Linked DNA regions of Mus musculus: region 1 is linked to region 2. A link is a loop called in an ENCODE intact Hi-C map of the cell type or tissue named here. Cell type or tissue: heart. All regions are shown on one strand. Each heading gives the region's core, and the rest is flanking DNA. Links, peaks and the distances in the headings are about the cores only. Region 1 overlaps Fstl4 (follistatin-like 4). Region 2 holds the start of Fstl4 (follistatin-like 4).

Region 1 (8,329 bases), core at 116-8,115, 110 kb before region 2:
CTGCCTCACACTCCAGGCCAGCTGGCTCAGGCACTTTCAGGGACGCACCTGTTTCTGCCTCCCATCTCCCCATAGAAGTGTGGGGATTACAGAAGCTCACGCTGTGTGCTTGGCTTTTTCATAGGTTCTGGGGATTCAAACTCAGGATCTCACACTTGCATGGTAGCATTTTTATCCACTAAGCCATCTTCACTGTCCCACAACTAGTTCTGTCTTCCTCTGTCTATGAAGTTATGAATTCAGTTTTTTATAAGAAAGGGTTTTGTCTTTATAATCAGAAAAAAAAAGAGTATTATGTGAGGCATCACATCGAGGCTAAGGAACAGACGAATCTGTCCTGCCTTCATTCCACAGTGACCAGCAGGTCGCTCACTGGACACATGTGTCCTCCCAGCACACCTGTGGCGGCAGCAGGTTCCTGCAGGCAGACATCTGGGTCCCAGAAGGTACCTGTCACATTAGGTGCCTGAGACAAGATTTTCTTCCCCGAGTCTAACTGGGCCCCAATGACAAACAACAGGTACAGAAAGCCCAGCCTTGCAAATCTGCTTAATCAAAGCCCAAGGGAGAGCCTTTGCCATTAAGCAGGGTTTTTATTTCCTTCGGGATGAAGATATTTTAGAATAAATTTCTCTCTTATTCCAAAGAATGAATTCTTAAAAGAGAGGACACATTCCCTACACACATTGCCCACAGCTGCCTGGCTTTTTTTTTTTTTTTTTTTTACCAGTAGATGAGAAACAGCAACTCTACCATCTCTGTGATAAATTAAGGCTCCTACTAGCAGACGGAGCAACGGAAGGTTGTTTGTAACATTAATACTCCCGGGGCCTGAAATCACGGCATCGGGGCTGCATATCAACGTCTGGCAGAAACAAATCAGTTGCAAGATAAAATCCAATAAACTACATCTCTGCTCGATGCCCATCAAACATACCCATCTTACTTGCTTGGGAATATATCTTTCAGATTGGTTTATTTAAGGCGAGACAACTGCCAGATCCCAGACAGCGGGGCAGCTGGGCCGCCTGCCAATCCCAAGCAGGTGTGGGGTCTCTTCCTGGTGCTTGGAGAAAGACCTTTAGTTTCAGGAAGTCTTTATTAGAAGGGAAGTCATTGTGGCTATCACTCAAACTCACCTCTTTGGTAAAATGCTGATAAAATACGTGCGTGCGTGCGTGTGCGTGTGTGTGTGTGTGTGTGTGTGTGTGTGTGTGTGTGTGTGAGAGACTCTATTTGATTATCCAGGGATTTATGACTCAGCAGATTTATACCCTGACCCAGCTATAAAGTTTGGCCTAAGGTAGACCCTAACCACAGATTCAGCCAAGTCAGAATCTACTGAAGCCAGAGGTGAAAAACTGTCTGACAGCAGGTGACCTTGAGCCAGGGTTGAAGTAAAGACACAGAAGAGTTGCAGAAGCCATTATTAGCTTCCTGACTAGCCCAGATGACTTGATTCTATCAACCTGTCACCCTGAAAGGCCGACAGCTCAGTCCTAGAGGAAAGAACAAAGCCACAGATAAGATTTCAAGGGTTGAGCAGAGCAGACTGGAAACTCAATTTGGTGGACAAGAAGGGGAGGAGAGCGAAGCTCTGGTTTCTGATTCCCCCATGAGTTCAGATAATTCATGGGCCCAATAACTCACATATGCATATATACAAAAGTTCATACATACTCATGGTATATATCATATCATATCATATCATATCAATGTGTGCCCACACACTCGTGAGTGTGAAATTCCAGAGACTTGTGGAAGTCTGTTTTTCCTTCCATCACGTAGTTCCTGGAGATTGAATAAAGCTCACTGAAGTTCTGCTTAGAAGATTCCAGAAGCCTAGGGTAGGTGAGGGACAAGATGGGCAGGACACCAGCATGTTTCTTCAGTAAATGGGGATGTATCTACTGGGACCTGGAGAATGCCCACACAGAGGGCATTAACTGAATGAATAACTAAATGGCAGAGCAGTGCTCACATCTTGAAAATCATGTCAGACTTCTCTACATTATTCCCTCGGAGAGGGAGCCATCTTGATGGCCACTTTGAACCACTCTTTATCATGGTTCTCTTAGCTGAGAAGCAAGGGCTGAGTTGCCCAGTGTTGTTATGTGCGTGGTTGTGAGAAGAAGGATCGCTGAACATCGGAGAATTGAGATGGGCTGAGAATCAGGTTGAAAACAAGTTCACTTCCCCATCTCTGATCCCAGGGCCCCAAACAGTGTTTGGCACAAGTGAGGCCATTTGATAAGCATTTGTTGGATAAATATTTGCAGGAGGAGTGACAGGCAAGGTGGCTGAACAAACAACACACATTGCAATAGGGTTCACCGAAAATAAATTAGGCAGGCTTAGGACAATCAGGCAATACAAATATTAAAGTTTTTTTTGTTGTTGTTTTTGTTTTAATAAATATGAATAAAGCAGCCCAGTGCTCTATTTAAGGTATTCCCTTGTAAAAGGCTGGAAAAATTCAGGCACTTTGGCTACTTCCTAAGGTCAACCAGAAGGCTTCTCTGAAGGAGCTCAGGATCCATGTTTGCCAACTAAGTGGGTAGTGCCCCCCTCTGTCTCAAATTAAAGCAGACAGCAGGAAGAGACGCCATCCAACATGGCTTTCACACTGTAGGTGCTGCCCTGCAGCCTGTACCTGCCATCCCCGTGTGGGTACCCTCCCTGCCACTGCAGATACACTCCTCTTTACTGAAGATGTGTGCTGGTGTTCCGCCATCATGGCCTACACCCTCCCTCCCCCAGCCCCACTCCCACTCCCACCCCGGCCCAGGGCTCTGAGAACCTTCAAAGAAGTGAACCACACAGGCAGTGCCAGGGCACCCCAGGAAACCCATGAAAAGGGCCAGGACTGCTGAGCAGGAGTCTTCGGCACTGAAACGGTCTTAGCTCTTGGCCCAGGAGTTGTGTTTTTGTCCCAGGCTCGCGTTCTCACTTGCTTTCTCTCAGAAATGGTACATTTCATAACCAGAGTCCTTCAGTCAAGGACCACAACAGCTGCCTGACTGCTAAATGCTGAGTGTTTCATTATACATAATGGGCTCACCTACGTATGAAAGCAAGAAACCGGTACACGGAGAACAGATCAGCGAGTGTGAGGGCTTCAGCCAGTGTGCCCACTCTGCCTCAACGTCTGCTCGCGGCATCGTCTGTCAGCTGAAGACCTTGACCTGGCTGTGCCTGCTGAGAAGCTGGGCAGACGCTTTGGGAGTCATAATTTTATCCACTGACTATGGAGCTCTTGGGACAAGTGTCTGGCACAAGTCCTGGATGCCATGATTCAGACAAGAGAGGAGGTAAAAGCTCCAGTCTACCTACCCAAACCTACGAATTATGACACTGGACGTAGGCTCTGGGCCATGATAGCTAGATATACACTGTCTCCTTAGATCCTCACAAAGAGGCTACAAGGTGGGTACTGTCCCTACTTGCAAGCGGGAACGCTGAGGCACAATGGGTTTATTTAATCTGTGTGAGGACATTAAGCTAGTGAGCAATGGAACCTGGTTTCCCAATTCCCAATGCTCCTAGCTAGCAGAGGACAGCCTGCACCAAAGTGCAAACCTGGGAGAGCCCGGCACAAAGCAATCTGACACCTGACAGCATTGCATATTCACTGAGCCCATGAACCCCCAAAGACTCAACAGTCAGCCACATGAGACCTTGCTTATCACTATATTAGAAATTACCTTTTGAACCCCCCCTCGCCCCCCGAGCATGGGGCCTGCGCACTCCCAGGTCAGGGTGTAGTAGCTTATGGTATCAGGTGGTACCTTCCTGTCCACTCTGTGATTAATGCATGACTTGGGAGTTCATTACTGGCCCATCCCAGCAATGTCCCCAGCCCTCCCTGAGGCTTACTGCAAGATCAATTTTCCCAGCAGAGAGAAAACTACAGACTCAGCTCCTGCCTAGATTTTTATCACCTGCTCCAGGAGAACTGGGGGACAACTGAACAGTTTAAAGGCAAATGGGAACAAAATGTAGAGCACGTTACCAGGGATACCATCTTCACAGACCCCACACAGACCTTTCTGGCATGCAGGAAGAAACATGGTTCTGATCCCCAGTATCTATGGTGAGTCAGCAGAATGGGCTTGGCTTTAGGGTTGGAGTCCACACTTGAAGTCCTGTGGCCACAGGACCCTTCCGTGAGACAAGGACAGGAAACCCAGCACTCCAGCAACAATGATGTCTATACAGCTCTGTTGGTGAAAACCTTCCCAGAAGCCACTAACAGTTTCAGCCATTTGTACTTTTGCTACTTTGTCTTCTCTCAGTTCAGTTCAAGGTGACCTGTCATCTTGATGATTAAGCCTGGTATGCATCCCTGAAAATTCCGGCATGACCATAGAATGTCTCATAGTCAAGGATGCCTCATGCTTTGCCAAACCAGCTTTAGTTCAGGCTCCTCTGGACCATCTCCACCTAGGCTGGCATCTCTTGCAGTGTAAGTGGCCTGTAAGGGCTTGAGTCCCTAGAGTAGGATGCTGCATTAGCTTGCTTATCACTGGGAGAGACTACTGAGCAGGAACATCTCGGGGCAGGAGGGACTTATTTAGGCTCACTGTTTCAGAGGGTTCAGTTCACAGTCACTTGGCTTTGTGGGCTTGGGCTGAGCATGGCGGTGGAGGAAATGTGTGGTGAAAGAGCTTACTCATCAAATAGCATCCAGGAAGCAGAAGCAGACAGGAAGGGCCAAGGAAAAATATTCAAGGACAACCCCCACTCAGTGACCTACTTTCTCTCGCTAAGCCACATCTCCTAAGGTTTCTAGAATCATCCAAAGTGGCACCACCAGCTTGGAATCAAGCTATCAGCATACGTGTCTGTGTGGGCACTTCATACTCAAACCATCTCAGATGTGATGGCTCCCCCGCATTCCAAGAACCCTGCACTGACGCGCATGAGCACCCTTGGTACAGACTTGAAGAAGCCGAGGACAAGACACAAGGTTCCTATGTTCGCGTGGAGCTCCTCCGTGCTCTCAGTGGTTGAAGACATTACAGTAGTTTCTACCGTATTTGCAGTTCCCTCTAAGGAAAACCACCTCAGGGACAGAATCAGCTTAAAGGATGGCTCAAGCAGCCATTTTTGTGCCTCGTGACTGCCCATGGTGAACCAGCTAGCTGGAACAGGGCTTACTCTCTATGCAGGGGAGGAAAATTCAAAGACTCTTTAGTGACACATTACCAAAAGTGAGCAAAGCCAGTTAGAATCAGTGTCTTACATTAAACTTCAAAAACCAAAATCCAAACGGCAAATTTAACCAGTTTTTTCCCAGAATTGAAACTAAAAGGAAGCTCCAAGGATGGTCTTGAGGTAGCCAGGTATCAGAGGGGACACAGAAAACATCTGCCCTGGGTACTCAGAGGCTGTGATGTAAAGAGATGGGGCAGAGGGTACATTGGTAGCTGGAACGGATGTGGTAGGAGAAGTGAAGATGGAGCCTAGCAGTGCCCTGCCAGGATGAGCACGCATGGCAGGGGAGCTGTTTGAGCACTGGAACCTGGGAGTAACCACTTTGGCTCTAGTTCTAGTATTATGGCTCTACCCAAAGTCAGAGCTTCCCGCCCGCCGCGTGCTGTTGTGTAAGGCCCCTGCTGACCTTGCTGCTCCCTCAGGCTACCCCCCACAGTCACCCCCAGTGTCTGATGGTGGCAATAAGGTCCATGCAGGGCATCTCTGAGGACTCACGCTGAGCAGAGCTGTTGGTCTCTCCAGGGTCTGAAGCCTGCGGGACCTGCTCTGCCCATGTCAGCCTCAGCCTCAGCTTTTTTCTCAGCATCAATGAACCACACCATGACTCCCACCGGGGTCCCCTCTTCTCTCTGCTGAGCAATCTAACTTGTAGCAAAGCTCCGTGATGAGCACACAGATAATTTTCGGCTAGGTCTGAGGCTGAGACAGTTTTCCTTAGAGGGGCTCTGGGTGCGATAAAGCTACTGTAATGTTGGCAGCCATTGAGGAGCAGAAGGGGGAACCGCACAAATACAGCAGCCTCGTTCCTTGTCCTCAATCTTAATCTATTCTAGATCCTCAATGGGCATCACAGACACACACAATGCTGGTAATTAACAAAGCGTGTTACCAAGGATCTACGGGCTTCTGCGAAGGCCTGTAATCTCATAACAATTTGGAGACTTGGAGCTTAAACTCAACAACAACCCAGTGCAATGTTTCAGATTATTTTTAAGCGGGGACTTAACGCAATCATGTGAGTACGTTTTCAAAGAATTTCACACAGCAGATTTTTAGGATGCATGTCATTCAATTATGCTTCTACATATGGCGAGTGATATTTGAGGCAGCTTGCGTGTTTTTCAGTCCTCTGCATTATAAATTATGTATCGTATGCCACTAAAAGATAAATGTGTACATTGGCTCTCATATATATATATTTAGAAATGCCCATCTTCTCAGGAAGAAAAGCAGTGGGTTTTACAAGGGATTTTCCATGGCCTGAGCTGCCAGAAGGGGAGGCTTGAATGAGAGGTGAAGCCAGGAAGTGTGTGAGCTGTAGTTTTATACAACTTTTATCTCAGGTGATGTGCACGCACACATGTGAATGCTGTTGCCCATAGAGGCCAAAAGGGGGTGTCAGATCCCCTAAAGCTGTAGTTACACCGATGATTGTGAACCGTCAACTCAGGACCTCTGCAAGAGCAGTATATGCTCGTACTGTTGAGGCGCCTCTCCAAGCCCTGACTGAGGTTTTCTACCATCTCCTCTCCCTCCACCCTGAGGCCTGCTCCTCTGTTCCTTGTCTTCTGTAACTGTCAGTTTGTTTTGGTGATGCTTCACCCCAGCTATTAGCATGGTGCTCCTTGGTATACATGCATTCTCATCATTTAGACCCAAGCAGGATGGAAATGGTTTTCTCTCCATAAATATCCATTACTTGTTATTTCATACAAACAAAGGTTACATGATACTCTTTTGTCAGAGAGAGCAACAGTCACCCCTAGAACAAGAAATAGCACCCTGAATTCATGCCAATGAAGAGACACTGTCAACTGTAACCTGTCCTGTGCCCATGGAAGAGACAAGGGAAGGATGCACCTGGGTAAATTGGATGGCATGTGGTAACACATATCCATTGCCTGTAAACTAAAACATTTCCTCCTGGAGGGAGGACAGAGGTTCCTAAGACTCCAGAAACACAGAAAGTTACAAGATTCACAAGCACCCCAGCTCTAGGCCACAGGGGCAGTAAATACTTGCTAGGGAGAGAATACGGTTTCCAGTGGAGCAGCCTGCAAGCGGTACAGTGAGCACCAGGAGTGCTACTCCCGTGAGTCTTGCTCAGGCCCTTTCATCAGTGTAGTTTCCTTTGAGTCAACCACACTCCTATTACTGGGCCCCTCCATGTTCTTGTAAGCAGTCTCTCAGTGAATTTACTGGCTAACCAAGCTAGACTAGGGTTGAACCATTTTTTTGATCTACTGTTATTGTTCACAGCATTGGAAAAGTCTCACATTAAGAGAGAAGTCCCATTCCAATGCCAATGGAAAGGAGGGTAGCGAATATGAACCCAGTAGGCATCCTGGTTGTCTAGGGGGCAAGATTGAGGGTGCCCATGCACCTTGACCACATGAATGAGAATCTCTTCCTTCAGGAGTAAGCCCTGAGGCAGAAGAACAGGGTGGGGGTAGGTCTAGACTCCATGCTCAAAGAATAAGAAAATGCCAGCTCAATGAGTCTTTCCGAAAGTGATCTATTTTAGCATCTGAAGAAAAAGTTAAGAAAACTTCTGAACCCCCAACACAGTGGAGAATGTTGCAGTGGTGGTATTCACTTTTAGTCCTAGCACTTGGGAAGCAGAGGCAGGCAGATCTCTGTGAGTTCAAGGCCAGCCTGGTCTACAGAGCTAGTTCCAGGACAGCCAGGGCTACACAGAGATACCCTGTCTCAAAAAACTAAAGAGAGAGAGAGAGAGAGAGAGAGAGAGAGAGAGAGAGAGAGAGAGAGAGAGAGAGAGAGGATGGATTGGGGAGAAGACATCTGTTGAGGGGAGGAGGAAGAGACAAGAGGACAAACAGCAGAGCCGGAGAGAGTAGCACGGGGGAGGAGGGTTGGAGAGCAAGGAGCACTGCAAGAGGCACAAGTGCTCTTATGCAATAGTCATTGCCCATTGCTGTGGAGCCACTAAAGCACAGCCTAGACACAGGCAAAACTAGATCAGTGACACAGAGGACAACTGCTCAAAGCTGTCCCCAAATGCAGCAAAGAGAGGAGAAGATGGGGGCAGGTAGGAGAGTCCTTGTCCTCACTGTGATGGCAGGCAAGGCAGGAGCAAAGATGTCACAAGTAA
Region 2 (8,329 bases), core at 266-8,265:
GCCACGAAATCTAACGCTTTACTTTCAATTTGCCTAGTAATCTAAGACCAATTATGTCTGGTGTTTTATTATTAATGGATAGTATCAAAATAAAATCCATTCATTTCAATTATTGCCTTGGCAAGCACCATGTAGCTTCATTTAAGAAGCAGGCCCAGAGGGTGAGCATTAAGCCGGCTAGATTCTGAGAGGTGTTTCAGGACATTCCGACCCCAGTACCAGCCTTGGCAGCTAGAGCTGGTACGGGTCTTTATCCAGTTTGCACTGAGATTCCCTATTAAGACCTTATTTGGAGCTAGGGAGACACGTTAGCCAGAGCAACTGCTTAAATAAGCCTACGCAGCTTCTTTATAGAACGCAGTTCAGTTTGGCCACCACTAGCTGATTTCATTTACACCGTGGATATGTCTTGGATGTCATTTTATTCACAGGGTGATTGACAATTCATTACATCTAGAGCAGCAACAGCCTAAAAATTTTTCAACTTGAGTTTTATGACAATTCAGTCAATAAAAAGAAGAATTAATATTGGGTCTAAATCAATCTTGATGATCTGTCTAATAAGCAAATAGAGACTCTCTATTTGGTTAACACTTACATAGCAATTACTATGTGTCAGGTACTATTCAGTCTGCTCTACAGACATGCCTCATCTCCATGCAGAAAGCAGTGACTAGCCTCCCTCCCCATCTGATGACAAGAGGAGGCAGGGTCACAGGGAGGGTAAGTACCCTGCCAGAGCTACATGGCATGTTAACGAGCAGGTGGGTGGTTCTGTGATGACCTGTCCATCATACCTCCCCACCCTTGCCAGTTTGTAATCTCGGTAGGCAGTGATTTTTCACATGACCCAGTCAATCTACACAAGGCAAGCTAGGAGGAAGGCCCTGAACCCGGAGTCCCTTCTTGCCCCTGAAAGATACCCAGAACCAGCCTCCTTTGCTTGTCAAGGCTCTGACCATGGCCAAGGATTCAGAGGCAAGCTATTACCCTTCTGTACCTGCTCCCAGAGTGGGTGCAGCTTGGCACACTCTCCAAGAGAAATGACACAGGTTGCTAGGAGGTCAGGATGCTCCTCCAACTCCAGGGAGCACAAGTCACTTTGAGGAAGTCAATCTGCTATTGAATTCATTGAGGTTCCAATTTAAGTCATCTTGCTGGCCTTTAGTAAGAATTCCTCCATCACAGGGGTGGGGATGAGCTCTTCATAAGGTTGCAGATTCTGACCATCAACTTGGACCTCATTCAGAGATTACACTTCACTCATTGTATGTTTCATTCATTCATGGCCAGATGGTTACATCGCCACCAGGATAGAGACCTTCAGGCCTCCTCTAAGGAGCTGAGACAGTCTCAGCTTCCAAACAACTCAGTCACTTGGCAGGATAAACATCTTAGTTTGAAGAGAGGCACTTCACCTTTTTCTCTGGTCCCCACCTGGTCCTCAACACTCTCTCACAACCAGGAGAGCTAGGTGCTGCCATCCTGCCTCCTGTAGATTTAGTAAGTCATTGAAGGTTTGGAACTAAGCCACTGCACAGACCTATCCTCTAACCTAGCATCTCACTTCCTGAACACCTATCTGCTTTCTTACCCTCAGATTTGCATCCTCTTCCAAACCCTGTTTGTGCTCGTCAGTGGTGTAGCCTCTCTGTGCAAACCTCGGGATTTGCGCTGTAAAACAGACTTGTATCTGTGCTCTCTTTCCGTGCTTAAAATTATAGTCATGACAAGTTAGCGTGATGCAACATTCCAAATGCCAAGTTGCTTTTTGAAGAAAGTTGAAAAGCCATGACTAAAAATGTAAGTTATTAGAGGAAGACCAAACCTAATATGAATTCATTAAAAAAAAAAAGTCTGCCCCAACCCAGAGACCATAAACCAACATGTAAGCTGTGTAGGATCAGTGGCCAGAGTCTTACATGGTTATATGCTTAAGGCAAGACTTGTCTTGTCTATTCCTGTAACCAAACCTTTCAGGATAAGTGGGAATGCTAGCCACTGGGGACACTGTTCATCAGCTCTCTTTCTCTCTTGACCTCTTTTCCAGAACACGAGAACATTACCAGGCCAGTCGCTATGGATTAGTCACACACAAATGGCTTAGAAATGGCAGAGATGCCTTGGTAGAGCCTCTAAGAGAGCAAACCCTGGAGGCATCTGCATTTCTAAACATCTGCTTGGTACTTGAATCGGACTATAGTTTACACCATGCCCTGGTGACAATCAACTGGGAGTTATCAAATGGGGAGCCCCAGAGCCCTGCCATCCTCTTCTGTGTATCTGCCTGATGTTGGGGGAATGGGGACTGCACAAACTCAACCTGAAACCAGTGGCTACATCATAATTTCTGCTGAAAGGTTTAGACTCTAGTTTTGATTTGCGTGTGTTTTAGGAAAAAGGAAAAGCACGTCAAATTTCCCCAAATAGCCCCAAAAATTCCAACCTGGAGAAGATAAGCATCTACCAAGCTAACTGCAGCACAATGTAATTAAGTGGCATCGTATTTTCTACGTTTTTGTTACATTTATTTATTTGGGTGTGTGTGTGTATGTTTAAAAGTGAGAGAACAGCTGGCAGAAGTCTGTTCTCTTCTTCCACGTGTGGATCTTGGGGCTCAAACTCAAACCTGAGAGCATGTGCCATTACCCACTGAGCTATCTCATCTGCCCTAAGTTGAATTTTCTATTGATTATGAACTCCTTATTATCCAACAACTGGTGAATTGAAGACCTAAATACTTCCATGTGCAATGTGTAAATTGATGGCATTCATCTTGGAACTGAAGTTTTACACATTCACCTACAGCTTCTATCACCCTTATCTGTCCAACCTTCAGATAACTCCTAAATATGTCCTTTAAACCGTGGTTTTCCCATTATATTTGATGTTCCATGTCTTAGTATTATTCAGTAAGAGGCAAAACACTTTAAGAGAGACACTCTCTTGAAATACCTAATTTCATCTTGTTTGGAAAAACATGGTAACTACACATAAGCAAGAAGGTGGGACTTGGAGAGAAAAGATACCTCCAGAGGTAGGGTAGACACTTGGGACAGGTTTGTGAAAACGTAACCATTCAATACCAGTTCCCGGAACAGGCTATTAAGTCAAATAGAAGACCATCACATGAGGACACAGTAAATAAACCGGTCCTCCAATTCCTTAACAGAAGGAAAAGCACAGTGAGTGACCCAGTCTCTCCCTCCTTCTCTCACCTACTGGGCACAACCAGGGGAATCAAAGTCCTGACATTGCCCAGTTCAGCGAGCTGGTCTCACTCTGGGAAAGGGGGTTGGGATGGGGAGAACCTTTCTGCAATTAACAAAACTTGGTGACATCAAATTCTAAGAGGAAAAGTAAAAGCCCCCGGGACAACATAATTAGGACTGCTAACACATGGACCCTTTCCCTGGATGACCTTTGGTTCAGGCTGAAGTCTTCCTGGGAAGAGTGAGGTATTGGGCCCCATGATAGGAGGAAGAAAGCCAGCATTCAGCTGACAGTGGCAGAATAACCTGGGCCTGAGGTCCCTTCTCACACAACTGAAACAGGAAGTCACTGGGTTCTGCCAGAGAAGTGCTGGGGCTATGATACCACACAAGTCCTAGTCACTCCCCGACTCGTTTGCTTTCCACACCAATGTCCACACCAGAGCCTATCCTCAGAGTCAGAGGGACCGGAACAGATACTGGCCAGTATCAGGGACGAGAACAGACTGTTAAAATTCTCCCTTGCATCACCAGTGGCTGCTGGGCAGGAATATAACTTGAGGGCTTTCTGGAAAAGTCCTGACGTCTTCTTCATTCCCCCCCCACTTTTTTCCTCCTTAGAAAATGCCAAGGGGTGTTGTTCTCTGTACGGATTTTTTGGCTAGCAAGTACCCCATTTCTGTGTAAGGCATATAAAGGGGTGGGTGGATTTGGGTACCTCGTGGCAGGGGAGGGTACCTAGTACAATTCTTGGAGCACAGGCTTGCAACAGATTTACTAGGACAACAGACCAAAGCTACTGGCGCTGTCTTTCACTCATGGAAAGCTCGATAGAAGCGACACCTAGAGGGGACGGAGGGGAGACTACCGAAGCGCTATTCATCAGTGTCAAGAGACGGTTATCTGGAGGGAAGTCCTCTAGGCAGGGCAAGGTGGACCAGCTCTGGGAGAAAATGCAGACCTGGTGGGGGCGAGGGGAAACTCCCAGAGAACTCTGAGCTGACCAAAGGACAGCATAGACGCTCGCCAAATTCTGGGCACCACGAGCCCTACCGACCGCTGCCAGTCAGTTTCTTCCCTTGCAAGTTTCAGGACAGGAAGTCCTCAGGTGGCAGACATAGGGGAAGCCAAGTGGGACACGGCTTTGTCAGCTGCAGAGAGTGCTCAAAGCCTCGTGCTGCAGTGCTACCCAAACTCCAGGCGACATGCGCCCCAAGAGCAGCGCTCTGCCTGCGTTTCCCAGGTCTCCTCTGAAACTTAGAAATGGTCTCTCTTCCTTCGGTGGAGCAAAGAGGGGCCGAAGTCAGTCAGCACAGTTGCTCTTAGCACCTACCCACCCACCCCCAACCTAAATATCCTCAGGACAAACTGCTCCCTAGAGACTTCCCAGTGGGTTACAGCAGCTGCTTACTGGCAACAACTGTGGCCTCGCAAGATGAAAGCCACAAGGTCCCCAGGGCAGGGTTCTGCTAGGATGCCCTCTTCTTGAGCTCCTTACACTGAGGGCCATGGGATAACGAGGGCCAAGAGAGGCGCAGATTATCTTTGGGCTGCGACAAGGGGACGCAAGTTTCCCCGCAAAGCGGAGGGGAAGAAGGTGCAAAGGATGCCCGCCCCGCACTCTAGATCCCAGCCAAGGGCACAGGTCTGAGCCAGGGTCTGTCGCTAGGGTTTGGCTGAGGCCATCCGGGGGTTCAGAGCCCAAGAGCGGCGCCTGCAGGGTCTCGGTGCGGATCGCGAGCTTCGGGCTCAGCCAGAGCAGTTCTGCGTGGCGCCCCGCGCGCCTATAAGGATCACTCCGTTCCCCACCGCTGATCCCCGGGTGTCAAACCCCATGTACCCCAGCTTTAAGCCCCCAGTCCTAGCGCATCCAGGGTGGCCCTGCCGAGTCCCGGCCCTGTGGTCCCGTGCCCGTAGCCAGGCGCGCAAACTTGGCTCTCCAGGCGTGGGCAGTGAGAACCTGCGAACGCCCGCACCGGGCCCTGCAGCGAGCTGCGGAGCTGCGGGCGTCGGGACCCGGGCGGAGAGCAGCGGGACGAGCTGGCGGCGGTGGCACGACTCGGACACCCGCATCTTCTCCGGAGCTGCGACCCGCTTACCTACGGCGGCCGGGGCCGAGGGAATGACCAGGTGGCCGGACTCGGGTGGAAGGGAGGGAGCGCCCCGTGGCGGCGACAGAGGCGGCGACCCGGACCCCGCGTCCTCGGCTGGGTCGTCTCCGGCTGTCGGCTGGTCCCCTGGCGTGCTAGAGATAGTCCAAGCTCCAGCTCTCCGAGCCTCCGCCGCCCGCCGCTGTGCCACCGCTGCCGCGGCTGCCCTATTTCTGCCGCCGGGACCGGAGCCCGTGACGTCACCCTCCGGGCCCCGCCTGCCCAATCGCCGCCACCTGTGCTCGCCTCCCGCCTGCTTGCGGGTCAGACCCCGCGGCAGGTGTAGAGCAGCCCGGCGCGCAAGCAGAGCGCGAGGATTCCCTGTTCCCTGCACCACCTGGGCCAGACAGCTCTCTTTCCCCTGGCTCCCAGGAAGCTCAGCAGGTGACAACCCCCTGCCTCTGTTTTCCCACTTACCCCTCCTCTCCTCTAAGCTCTTTTCCGGGCCAGCCTCCCCCAAGGTTGTGCTTTGCTCAAAGCGCAGGATTGCTCTCAATCAGCGGCCATTTCTCGTGAAACCTTACGGGGTCGGTACATTGCACCAAGAGAGATGTCCCTGAAGCAATATTCAGGGAACACTCCTCCCTGCATTGAGAACCAACTACCTGTGAAAGAGCAAAGTTTTCTTTACTCCCAACTAGAGACGCTTACAAGATTCCCAGGTGACATTTGCCAAGCCTGACCAGGCTGAGCCGGGAACGTGTCTTGTTCCTAAAACAAGACACTTTCCTCTCCTGGGCCTAAGACCTCAGCTTCCTGGCTTTTCCATCTCTTTTCTCTTCTCTTCTCTTCTCTTCTCTTCTCTTCTCTTCTCTTCTCTTCTCTTCTCTTCTCTTCTCTTCTCTTCTCTCTTTCCTCCACAGCTCTTCATATGTGCTCAGCTAAATTGCAAACACCTCTGTCACTTTCGACCTAACCTCACAGTTGCCCAGGTCCTGCCTCCTACTGTGCTGGTGTGGATGTCCAATGGCTTTCTGTCCTGCCCATGCCTTTGGGATCTCTCCTGATTTGCAGGAGGGCTCAACGGGGCTTCCCTGCAGATAAGATTAGTTAAATAGAAAAGAAATTGTGGAAATATGAAAGGCTGGTTGAGTCTGTCCTTCCATTGGGCCCCTGGAGTACAAGCCTCTGGGCTGGTTCCGGAAGATACTGCAGTGAGTGGGGCGACAGAGCCTTTCTTGCTCAGGTTGTTGGTGTAGGATCTAGCCCTCCTTCCACCACTGTCCAGAGAGTGGTGCAACTCAGACCCGGTTGTAATTGCTTCTCAGCTGCAAAAAATCAAAGTGACTTCCAAGTCGTAGTCAGCTGTGACTTGGCCAGTGAGCGCCAAAATTTGCACTCAGATATAAAAAGGCAGCGGTATTCTCTGTGCCCTGGGGCTGTGGCCAGAATGATGCTCTCTGCTATTTGACCATGATTTTCTGCCAATGCCATCCATGAATGAATCCCCAAGGCTGGCTGGAGGCTGGATTCTCTGAATATACCTGGAATTCAGGAGGTGAGGCACAATTTCCATCTTGAGAAAGAGAAAATGAGTGCCCCTAACAGGTGCCAGGGGGCACAGAAGTGATGTCCCGCTCCCCCAACCCCTTCTGAACTTGCATCCCCAGTCTGCAGATGGGACTAAACCACACAGCTCTCCAAGATGAGGTGGAAAAAGAGGCATATCCCTCTTTTCTAAGCATCAAGTCGCTGAGGCAGCCCAGTAGCCAGAGTGCAGGATTCCAGGCAGGAGAGTGGTGTTTCATTTTTTGAGGTTGTTGTTTTTTAATAACTAGAGGTCACGTATAAGTCAAGGCCTGCAGACTGACCAAGACCAGAAATAGCCACGTTTAATGTTCTAAACAACGTTGGGCTTCTTCATGCTTCCCAAGGAAGGAGAAGGAGAACGAAACTGCTATGAAACAGATGTTCAGATTACTCCCCAAGAGCTGATGCTGACCTCCACGGCGAGCCGTTGTGACCACTGAGCGGAAAACCAGAGTGGGATAACGAGTCACCTTGGAATAAGAGAAAGTGACGTGGGAAGGTTGGAGTCGAACACACCTCCGAGAGGCAGCATTGGGTGCCGCACGCATGCTGATGCCTCTTCCAGTTGCTTTGTGCTTTCACCGTGTATTTCTTTGTTTTACTAGCACATTCTGGGCTGGGAATGAAGCTGGTTTTCCCACAGAGACTTTTGGAATTTGCTTGCATCTTTCCTTGCATCTTCGTTTCAGGACTTGCAAGCTTCTCGTTAGCTAACTAGGATTCTTGGGGGAAGTTTTGTTGCTTTGTTTATTTATATTTTTTAAAGATTTATTTATTTATTATATGTAAGTACACTGTAGCTGTCTTCAGACACACCAGAAGAGGGCGTCAGATCTTGTTACAGATGGTTGTGAGCCACCATGTGGTTGCTGGGATTTGAACTCCGGACCTTCGGAAGAGCAGTCGGGTGCTCTTACTCACTGAGCCATCTCACCAGCCCTGTTTATTTATTTTTTTAAGGTAAAATTTTGAATTTGTACAATTCAGAACGTTTGGGGTGGAAGGGCTCCGAACATAAATTGCGTTAGTGCACTAGCTCAGCTGTACAGATTCAGAAACACAAGCGGAAGTGATCAATATACTTCTACTCTATGAGGTCTAGAAGTTTAAACATCCCTTGTTTTGGTAGGTTTTGAGGCAGGTTCTCACTGTGTAGCCCAGACTAACAGAGACTGTTTTGTTTTTGTTTTTTTACTTTTCCAGTGTTTTGTTTTTGTTTTTAAGATTTAATTATGCAAATGTGGGGGCTGTACATGTATGTGCAGGTACCCAAGGAAGCCAGAAGAGGGCATCAGGTCCCCTGGGAGCTAGAGTTACAGGTGGTTGTGAGCCACCAGAATAGCCACTAGGAATCAAACTCTGCAAGAACAGTGCAGAGAACCTGGGTTCAATTCCCAGCAACCACATGGTGGCTCACTGTCACCTGTAACTCCATTT

Evidence for each region. A loop is a pair of places that touch in the nucleus more often than their neighbours do. Peaks named below come from ENCODE experiments on the same cell type or tissue, not always from the same donor. Only the 100,000 strongest peaks of a DNase experiment are listed, where the experiment ranks them.
Region 1: it touches region 2 in a loop (2.7-fold over the local background); 1 of 42 quality-filtered maps calls a loop at or near these places.

What each region holds. Positions count from the first base shown.
Region 1 is chr11:52,870,991-52,879,319 of GRCm38, reverse strand. All of the region lies in intron 3 of Fstl4 (follistatin-like 4), which reads right to left. Among named protein-coding and RNA genes, the nearest start is that of Fstl4, 110 kb to the right of the region's middle. RefSeq lists an enhancer at 817-2,296. In heart, for the core only: no CTCF peak of the experiment used is centred there; a DNase peak (open chromatin) is centred at 3,199; H3K27ac peaks cover 2,617 bases.
Region 2 is chr11:52,761,865-52,770,193 of GRCm38, reverse strand. Fstl4 (follistatin-like 4) reads right to left here and starts at 5,488. Exons shown (of 16, transcript NM_177059.3): 1 at 5,312-5,488. In heart, for the core only: CTCF peaks have their summits at 4,070 and 8,174 (motif pointing right); no DNase peak of the experiment used is centred there; H3K4me3 peaks cover 2,398 bases; H3K27ac peaks cover 1,794 bases; H3K27me3 peaks cover 3,520 bases.